Linked DNA regions of Homo sapiens: all the other regions are linked to region 1. A link is a contact called in ENCODE Hi-C or POLR2A ChIA-PET data. All regions are on one chromosome and are shown on one strand. The core of a region is the stretch at or near the end of the contact, and the rest is flanking DNA. Distances in the headings are between cores, read along the strand shown. Region 1 holds the start of TRIM21 (tripartite motif containing 21). Region 2 holds the start of FHIP1B (FHF complex subunit HOOK interacting protein 1B). Region 3 holds the start of TRIM22 (tripartite motif containing 22).

Region 1 (3,237 bases), core at 547-3,046:
GGAAACAATGAAGTAGAGAGATAACCCACAGAATTGGAGTAAATATTTGCAAACTATCCATCTGACAAGGGATTAATAACCAGAATATACAAAGAACTCAAACAACTCTATAGGAAAAAAATATAATAATCTGATTCAAAAATGGACAAACGATCTGAATAGACATTCCTCAGAAGAAGACATACAAGTGGCAAATGGATATATGAAAATGTGTTCAACACCACTGATCATCAGAGAAATGCAAATCAAAACTACGAGATATTATCTCACCTCAGTTAAAATGTCTTTTAACCAAAAGAAAGGCAATAACAAATGCTGGCAAGGATATGTAGAAAAGGGAACCCTCATACACTGTCAATGGGAATGGAAATTAGTACAAACACTATGGCAAACAATTTGAAGGTTCCTCAAAAAAAAAAAAAAACCTGAAAATAGAGCTACCATGTAATCTAGCAATCCTACTGGATACTGCTAGGTATATACCCAGAAGAAATACTGTTAGGTATATATCCAAGAGAAAGGAAATCAGTATATCAAAGAGATATCTGCACTCCCATGTTTATCGCAGCACTATTCACAATAGCCAAGATTTGGAAGCAACGTAAGTGTCCATCAACAGATAAATGGATAAGGAAAGTGTGGTACACATACACAATGGAGCACTATTCAGCCATAAAAAGAAGGAGAACCTTTCATTTGCTACAAGATGGATGGAATTGGGGATTATTATGTTAAGTAAAATAAACCAAACACAGGCAAACAAACAAATTGTTATGTTCTCACTTATTTGTGGGAGTTAAAAATTAAAACAATCCAACTCATGAAGATAGAGAGGATGATGGTTACCAAAGGCTGGGAAGGGTAGTGGGGAATGATTAATGGGTTCAAAAATACATGAGAGAGAATGAATAAGATCTAGTATTTTATAGCATAACAAGGTGAATACAGTCAATGATAATTTATCATTTTAAAATAACTAAAAGCATATAACTGGATTGTATATAACACAAATGATAAGTGCTTGAGGTGATGGATAGATACCCCACTTACCCTGATATGATTATTACGGATTGTATGCTCTACCTGTATCAAAATATTTCATGTACCCCACAAATATATACACCTACTATAGACACACAAGATTGAAAATTAAAAAAATTACTTTGGTAAATTTTATGTTCTATATTTTTACGATTAAAAATAAAAATAATATAACCTGAGAATGTCCCTAGCTCAGTGACAAGAACACAGTTGGTTGTCAAATGTCAATTTCCTTCTCACCACTCACTGGTGGGACACTCACCTTGGGGTCATGCGAAATAAATCACTCACCTGCAGGCGTTAAAAAATATTAGTCACATCAGTCACATGAAAATAATTAGCTTCTGGAAGTAAGCAGATGGTGGCACGCGAGGAAGAGCACCGGCCACTCTTCTCTGCATCAAAACTTCCTTAAAAGCATCTTCCAGACATGGACATAGCGTCTAGGTGTGGAGTGATGACCAGTGTCAAAGAAAGCAGCCCGGACTCCCCCGTCTTGTAGATATTTTACCAAATCAGATAATGAAGACATGGGAGGGAGCGCGCAACCAGGACCACGGGCTACTGAGTTTCCACTCCTTCCCAGTCTCAGAGAAGCCTCCTGGGCATGCAGAGCCTCTGAAGCCTCCCCCAGCTCAACTCTGACTTCTCTTCTCAGCCGCATTTCTCCACACACCCTTTCAAGGCTCTGCTCCTCCCACTGCTCCTCCCTCACTCCTCCCACGGCTCCTCCTCCTCCCTCCCCTTTCCTCTCAGACTTGCTTCTGAGCGGAAACTGAAAGTGAAATAGGGAGCTGGCTACCAGCGTTGAGTCCCCTGTAAAGGTGAGTGAACCCCACTAGATCAAGGGACCCCTGCCCTCCTAGGGGACCTCTCTCCCCTGCCCCAGGGTTGCAGAGCCCCTTCCAGTCTCCATCCTTGAGCCGGTCCCATTTGCCCCTTCTCCCACCAGGGATCCCTCAACCCAAGACCAGCTGCGCTTCCGGTGCTGGCCCCCTGCTTGGGAGGAGGCTGGGGTGTGGACCTGACTGCCGAGTTACCCAGAAGGGGAAGGGGCCCGGCTGCCCCCTACCTGGGAGGAGGCTGGGTTGTGGACGTGACTGTGGAGTTACCCAGAAGGGGAAGGGGCCCGGCTGCCCCCATGCTGGCACCTGACCTAGGATGACGGCTGGGTGTGGCTGGGATAGCCAGGACTACAGCCTAGCCAGGAGGGTAGGGAGCCCAGTGTCGGGGAGGTCTGCAATTCTGGAGACTCCCAGGTCCAAAAGTCCTCCAGAGGTGAGAGGGGCAGGCTGTTTAGGATGTTCAACCAGAAATGTATAGGCCTTCAGAATTATTCTTTGTCCTAGAATAAGTGTTGTCAGGAACTAAACTAAGTTTGGAGCAGCTGAGAAAAGAGCCCAGGGAGTGCTGGCCACGGTTCCTGTTACTCTGTGTGTATACATACATATACACCTACATACATATATGCAACTGACTTCCGCCGTTATAGGAGGGATTAATGAAGATATATTCAAAGCATGAAGTATCTCTGGCACATGGAAGGTACATGGTAAAAAGTAGCTATAATTTCTCAGCAACATGGAGGCCTGTTGGTACCCGACAGGAGATGGATGAGCACTGAGGGTTTAAGCAGGAATGGACATGATGAGAGTAGAACTGTCAACAGCTTTATGAGGTTCTTGCCAATTTTCATTCCCTCTTTTAGGGACTCAGTTTCTCCTTCTGTCTCACTGGATCAATGGACCAAACAATGGAGGAGTTCTTGTTATTCAGAACAGGAATAAACTTATTCAACAAACTGTTTGATCGGTGCAAAAGTAATTACTGTTTTTGACATTAATTGTTTTGCCATTAATTTTATGCCTTGTTTTGTTTTGTTTTGTTTTTGAGAGGGAGTCTCGCCGTGTCACCCAGGCTGGAGTGCAATGGCACAATCTTGGCTCACTGCAACCTCTGCCTCCCAGGTTCAAGCAATTCTCCTGCCTCAGCCTCCCAAGTAGCTGGGATTACAGGTGCCCACCACCACTCCCAGCTAATTTTTGTATTTTTAGTAGAGACAGGGTTTTACCATATTGGTCAGGCTGGTCTTGAACTCCTGACCTAAGGTGATCCACCCACCTCGGCCTCCCAAAGTGCTGGGATTACAGGTGTGAGCCACCGTGCCTGACCCATTATTTTTATTCTTATTTTTTA
Region 2 (3,237 bases), core at 1-2,500, 1.8 Mb before region 1:
CTAACTGCAACCTCCGCCTCCCGGGTTCAAGCGATTCTCCTGCCCCAGCCTCCCAAGCAGCTGGGATTACAGGCGCGCGCCACTACGCCCAGTTAATTTTTGTATTTGTAGTAGGGACGGGGTTTCACTATGTTGGTCAGGCTGGTCTCGAACTCTTGACCTCGTGATCCGCCCGCCTCGGCCTCTCAAAGTGCTGGGATTACAGGCGTGAGCCACCGCGCCCAGCCGGTAAAGTACTTTTAAAACTACATGCCTTATCTGAAACTTCTATTTTTCTATTTTAGTTTATCTTACTCTTGCTTGTTTCCCAAGACTCGGCTTAGACACCGTCACCTCCCGGAAGTCTTCCCTAAGCTCCTTCACCGTACCTTCCTCTCATCCTCTATACATGCAAATCATGCTAAGTGCTGCTCCTAGGTGGCCCCCGTAGTAATGTACTTATTACACTACGCTGCAATTCTCTGAGGTCCTGGAGAGCAGAGGCCGGTTCTAATTGATCCGGAATCCAGCTGGGCATGCAGGCACTTATTCCGTGTTCCTTGACTAAGTGCTCAAGGGGTGACGGAGCAGCACAGCACAGCGGTGTTGGGGGAGCCAGGGGCAGTCACCGCTGGGGTACTAAAGTAGAGACCAAGCTATGCACGACGATGGAGCAAAATGAACTAGAGTGCCCGCAGTCAGCCCTCTCTAGGGCTCCACTTTTCCGCAGGCCCGGCCCACCTACTGATTCCTCCTCTCTTTTCGTGATAGCCTCGCCCCTCCACACCCACTCTTCCACTCCAAGCGTCTCCTGGAATCCATGGCCCCACCCCTTTCTCGCTCGTCTTTCTTCCGGCTCCATCTCTCCCAAGCCCCGCCCTTCTGATCTTTCCCTGCCTGTAAAAATCGCCTCTCCTTAGGTCCCGCCTTCTGCCCTCTGGTTCCACCTTTCCTTCCCGGGCTCCGCCTCCGCCCTGCCGGCCTCCACCTTCCCAGAGGCCTTCGCCTATGACACGCCGGAGTCCTTCTGAGGGGCGGGGTTTACGTACGAAGGGACGGAACCAAGAGGAGAGGCGGTGCTCCTCCCTCGGATAGCCGTCGGCGACCCCGCCCTTGCGTTTAGCCGTTGCCAGGAAACAAGCGTCCTTGCTCGGGTTTGGTCCGGCTCAGCCAATGAGCTGGCACGCCATTGCCCAGTCGTGCGACGCCGGGCGGTTGCGTGTGGTGCGCGGGGGCGCGGGCTGCGTGTGGCGCGGGGCGGGGCGCGGCTGGTGCGCTTGAGAAGCGATGGCGGCGGCCTGAACTCACCTAACACCGCAGCAGCAACCGGGCCCGGCCAGGTTCGGCGTTCCGTGAGTGAACGGTACGCATGGGCCAGAGGGCCTGGAGAGTCGTTTGTGGGGATGAGAGACTGGGAAAAGACGGTGACGGGTTTGGTTACTGTACTGGTTGTGAGGGGTTGGCAGGTGGTGAGGGTCCGGGTGTGAGTGTCTAAGATAGGGAAGGAGGGTGAGAGCTTACAGGTGAGTGGACAAATGAGGGGCTGTGAGAGGCTGGGTGCTTTCGGAGGTGCCAAGTTGAAGGGACTCCTGAACGCGGTTTACTAGGGCTGGGGCTACTGAGGGCTGGTGTGAAGGATACCCTGGGACTAGAGTGAGGGGTAAGGCCTGCGCGAGGAGAGAGAGAGTAAAAGGCGCAGGTGGGAGCCTGCGGGGTGGCGGCAAATTGGTGAGGGAGTTGAAGGCGAGGCATGGGAGGAGGGAATTAGGGCTTGTGAGACTTGGATAAAGGTGAGAGGTTGGTTCTGAGGCCTCCTTCGATGGACTGCCCTGTCCAGTGAGAGCAATAGTTTTAGACAAAGTAGGGCAGCTTAGATGGAAGTGTTGTGCACCTGACTCCTCTGCTCCCATGGACTTTCCATATTCTGGAGGACGAGAAAATGAAGGTGTCATAGGCAATAGTACTATGGTAATGAAAGTCATATTTGAGGCTCAGACTTCAACAGAGTAATCACAGAAACTTCAGTTCCTTCGAGTTCCTTCTCTGGACTGCATAGTTGAAGATGGGCCCTCTCATGAAGGGTTTTGCGCTGTGACAGCTTGTGTTTTCTCTCTACTTGCTTCTGGACAACCTTATTCCACTGTTGCTCCTTACCTGTGCTTAACTGTGGGTCTTTGATTGGATTGACCATATTCAGTTGCTAATTCTACTTTTATGGAGGTCATATGGTTTGCCCTATACAGTACTATATTTAGGATCCCAAACAGGATGGCCTTACTCTCCTTTCTTACAGTTGAATTTTTTAAAAAGCTAGTTTATATTATATTTAAAATGTGTGTTTGATGAGTTTTGACATGTGTACACATCTGTGAAATCATCATCAGTCTCAAGATACTGAACATTTTAGCCACCTGAAAATTTATCTCTTCCTCTCCACACCCTGTAGTTGGGTTCATCTTACTAGCATTCTTTTAGGTCCTCTTCTCCCCACCAACCCAAATGCACGTGAAATTCTGGAAAGTTGGTTTGGCATTCAGTGATAATGGCCACTTTCACACTACTAAATTTTCCTCTCTACTGCTAGTCAGCCATGGGGTTGGGACATCCTATTCTTTCCAGACTCAGAAAGAGTTAAGTCTTTCCTTAACTCTACAGTGGACAGGGAGAGACCATTTCCTGAGAATTAGACAGCCTCAGTCCCCATTCTTTTCCAGAGTCTTAGCTTCAGAGCCAACTCCTATATCCTGTGGTATATTCTCATTGCTTCTTTCTGGAGTCCAGACAGGCCTCCATATTGGTAGAACACTTGGCAACTTGCCCAGTCAGTCAGAACTTACAGTTCAGAGTTTAGAGTAGTGGTTCCTAAACACTGGACCAAGGACCCTGTACATGATAAAATTATCATCTATCCAAGATGGAGGGAGAGAAAGACAGTATGGTTATTCATGAAGATAAATTTATTCTCAGAGATTATCATTCCTATTCTTTTGGTGTTGCAGTGCTCTTTCGTTGATGCAGTAATGGTAACAGTAGATGGTGGGTTAAAAAAAAAAAGATCTAATTTACCCAAATAAAAAGTGTCAACCCAATTTTTAATTTTAAAAATTATTTCTATAGCTTTATGAACTTCAGAAATTTAAAGTGATGATGGTGTGGCTGTTGTATTAGGTTGAGGAAGCATACATTTATACAATGATTCTGTATAACTTAACATCTGAACAGCATTCATGCTTTACATAGGGATTTCAAATTTTATTA
Region 3 (3,237 bases), core at 227-2,726, 1.3 Mb before region 1:
GGGACAGGAATTGCTCACTCGAGGAGCTCGGCTCTTGAGACAGGAGTCTTGCCTATGCCCCTGGCCGAATAAACCCCTTCCTTCTTTACCTCGGTGTCTGAGGAGTTTTTTCTGTGGCTGGTCCTGCTACAAAGGAAGAGTAAGCTGTGGGTACTCAGAAGAACAAGTTCCCTGTGACTGGACCTTCAGAGACAAGAGACCAAAGTGGAGCTGCAGAGATGAGCAGCAGTCTGCCCGTCCTGCGGCCTCTCTCCTCGGACTAACCAGAGGGCTGCTAATTTATCAGGAAAGCTATGGACAGCATCCAAAAAGTTACCAGAAGGCAAGTAAAAGGATAACCTTCAAAAGGGCCTTACTTCTGAAGACTGAGTACCTAAGACTCCTTCGCCTCATACCCAGATCCAGATAAGGGCTCTCATCCCTGCTGAACCTCATCATGAGGTTGCTTTATGAAAAGTGAAAACAAAGCTTCATTGCACAGGCTTCTTCGGGAGAAAGGAGGAAGGAATTTGCTGCCTCTGAATAAAAGAAAATTCTGATCCACGTTGGCAAAATGGAAAAATCAAAATGACAGAATAGGAATGTGGGGTATGATAAGGTTTCTCTTCAAATAGCCTGATCAATCCTTTATTCTTTAATTCACAGTGCCCCTCCCCACTTCACTTTTCTTCTCTTCTCTTTCCTTTCTGCTTTTGCTACATGCCTAGACATGTCACAGTACCAGGCGTTATCAGTACCAACTCACATTCCTTTCCTTATTTTGGAAGAAGATTAGTTATCTAGCTCATCACACACACCCCTTCCCCATCTCCCCTCTCTCCCTCACGTGCCCACCTTATCTAAAGAAAGTTAAAATGTTTAGCCAACTGAGTCTAGTTTAGATTGTGTGGCCGACTCCAGCCAATGGGGAAAGGGCAAAGGGGTAGGATTTGCGTCAGGAATAAAAACTTTCTTCCTCCTTTGTTCTAGTGTGCTCTCATGGCGACTGGCAAAGAAGAAGCACCCCTCTGCACAGAAATAAAATTGCTTTGCTGAGAAATCCTTTGTTTGAGTGCTCGTCTCCCTTAAGATTCTGAGCTTTATTTCCAACAAGGAAGGTGATGGAGGTACCTAGATTGAAGAAATGAATGGTCCCTCTAGGAAACAAGCAAGGCTTTTTGCTTTTGCAAACCTCTCTTCTTTAAAGGTTACCCCTCTCCCAGACTCAGTGCTTTCTTCCTCTGCCATCTCAGCAGACAGTTCACAAGCTGCCTCTTTTTGTTTATGCAGAGCAGCTTCAGAACTACAAATTAAACTCACCCAGACACAATCAATCTATTCTTCTCAAAGCCTCCCATTCTATGCTCCCACAGATTGCTCCACTCACCTTCAGTCCAAAGCAGAGGAGTCTTGAATCAGGGGAGAAGAGTGAAGGCAGGGCAGGAGCCGGTGTAAACCAGATTCACTCACCAAGCCAGAGGGCTGGTCTCCACAAATGAGTTTCCCCACAGGAGCTGAGTGAGAAACGAAAGTTAAATTCTCAGAAGTGAAAGAAAACAAAGGAAGCTGAACAAGAACTTACATAACAATAAACCCTGGGGAAAGTAATGCTACATTATGTTCTAGCATCTGCTGTACTGGCAAGGCACTCAGTCACTACTTCCTTATTCTTACTGTGGTTTACTCAAGCAAGAATATTTGAATAAAAAGAATGTGAATTACAGTTATACAGCTTGCCTGAATACTTAGAATTCCAATGCAGTCCTATAATTATTAGTCGAATTTATCTTATATTTAAGACCTAAGCCAGGAAAATAAAGATCCAGAGACTTGGGACCTAGCTTCTTGAAATGCAGTCTGACGAGGAAGATACTCAGTTATAAAGCTCTACAAATTTGGGCTGACAAGATGAGTATTAGCAGCTGACATTGTGAATGGTAAAAAAATTATTTTTATAAATAAAAGGATCTTTAGTGTGAGCCCATTGAAAAAAATGTTCTCAAAATGTCATTAAATCTTAAGAGTCCATCAATTAATTATCACTTCCTGCTCCTAATCCAGACAGACCAGATGAGGATGGATTCCAGAGAGTAATAGAGGTAAAACTGTGTCAGTGTCATGTTACCCAGCCACTGAGGCAGGTGAGAACATGGAAGTTAACAGATGATGCTGTTTAATTATAATCATTCATTGAGTTACTCTCATGCCTTCATAATTTTTCCACTTTTCCCTGCTTCTCTAAGAAAAGTTTGGTCATTTTTACACAATCAATTAAAAAGCAGCACTGAAACATGTTATACGTCATGCACATACTTCTGTACCCTGTTGTCTATTGTATTCTTGTTTAACTGCATGTGCCAGATAATGCCATCAAAAACTGATGGAGGCCTGTGGTGTCTCATGCCTGTAATCCCAGCACTCTGGGAGGCCCAGGTGGGTGGATCACTTGAGTCCAGGACTTCAACACCAGCCTGGGCAACATGGTGAAATCCCATCTCTAAGAAAAATTAAAAAAAAAAAAATAGCTGGGTGTGGTGATGTGCACCTGTAGTCCCAGCTACTCAGGAAACTGAGATGGGAGGATGGCTTGAGCCCAGGAGGTGGAGGTTGCATTGAGCCAAGATTGCGTCATTGCACCATAGCACTGCAGCCTGGGTGACATAGTAAGACCCTGTCTCTACAAAAAACAAACAAACAAACACCACACAACACATACACACACACACCCAAAAAAAAAGAAAAAAAAAGGCAACTCATGGAGCTTCCATAACATGGATCCCTGACTGACACTATGGAGCATGGCCATCTTCATACTTTAATCAATGATACACATGTAGGATGACTGAGAAATCAATGTTTATTATTTCAATAATAGATATTTTGGTATTATTTGTTGCTCACAGAATAATAAGCTAATCCTGGCTATAAATTCTTTCCTACTCACTTATATCTATGAGGACCTTATTCAATCAGCTGAAAGCCAGAATAGAAGAAAAAACTGACTTCTCCCCGAGAAGAGGGAATATTACCAGCAGGCAAACCTCAGGCGTGAGCTATAACGTTGACTCCTTCTTGGATCCAGAGCCTCTTGGCCTACCTTGCAGACTTTGGATTTGCCAGTCTCCAGAATCACCTGAGACATTTCTCAAGTTTCTTTCCAAATAAATTCATAGTTTAGTGGTTCTATTGCTATGATGAACCTTGACTAAGACAGGCGTGAAATTTTCTTATTTCTTCTTGAAGATAAATAAGCAAGAG

Evidence for each region. A loop is a pair of places that touch in the nucleus more often than their neighbours do. ChIA-PET counts read pairs that join two places held with the same protein, here RNA polymerase II (POLR2A). Pooled maps may share reads with other maps.
Region 2: a map of CD8-positive, alpha-beta T cell shows a loop between it and region 1 (8-fold over the local background). The contact joins the promoter of FHIP1B here to the promoter of TRIM21 in region 1. A Hi-C loop is called at or near these places in 4 of 168 maps with a recorded cell type or tissue (CD4-positive, alpha-beta T cell, CD8-positive, alpha-beta T cell and naive thymus-derived CD4-positive, alpha-beta T cell), 5 of 37 single-sample maps with no recorded cell type and 13 of 50 pooled maps.
Region 3: a loop to region 1 is called in a map of CD4-positive, alpha-beta T cell, with 6 times the contacts of the local background. The contact joins the promoter of TRIM22 here to the promoter of TRIM21 in region 1. A Hi-C loop is called at or near these places in 1 of 168 maps with a recorded cell type or tissue (CD4-positive, alpha-beta T cell), 1 of 37 single-sample maps with no recorded cell type and 9 of 50 pooled maps. POLR2A ChIA-PET finds 5 or more read pairs at or near these places in 1 of 52 experiments (activated CD4-positive, alpha-beta T cell).

Annotation. Positions count from the first base shown.
Region 1 is chr11:4,392,261-4,395,497 of GRCh38, reverse strand. It overlaps TRIM21 (tripartite motif containing 21), which reads left to right and starts at 1,796. Exons shown (of 7, transcript NM_003141.4): 1 at 1,796-1,865. RefSeq lists enhancers at 1,616-1,675, 1,696-1,905.
Region 2 is chr11:6,232,649-6,235,885 of GRCh38, reverse strand. It overlaps FHIP1B (FHF complex subunit HOOK interacting protein 1B), which reads left to right and starts at 1,250. Exons shown (of 12, transcript NM_001098794.2): 1 at 1,250-1,342. It also overlaps a transcript of CNGA4 not described here. RefSeq lists enhancers at 836-915, 313-1,003 and silencers at 1,046-1,345, 1,526-1,575.
Region 3 is chr11:5,688,029-5,691,265 of GRCh38, reverse strand. TRIM22 (tripartite motif containing 22) reads right to left here and starts at 1,476. Exons shown (of 8, transcript NM_006074.5): 1 at 1,367-1,476. It overlaps LOC124902620 (a long non-coding RNA gene), which reads left to right. Exons shown (of 2, transcript XR_007062561.1): 1 at 1-588; 2 at 970-1,039. RefSeq lists enhancers at 657-756, 172-1,371, 1,343-1,682, 804-1,796.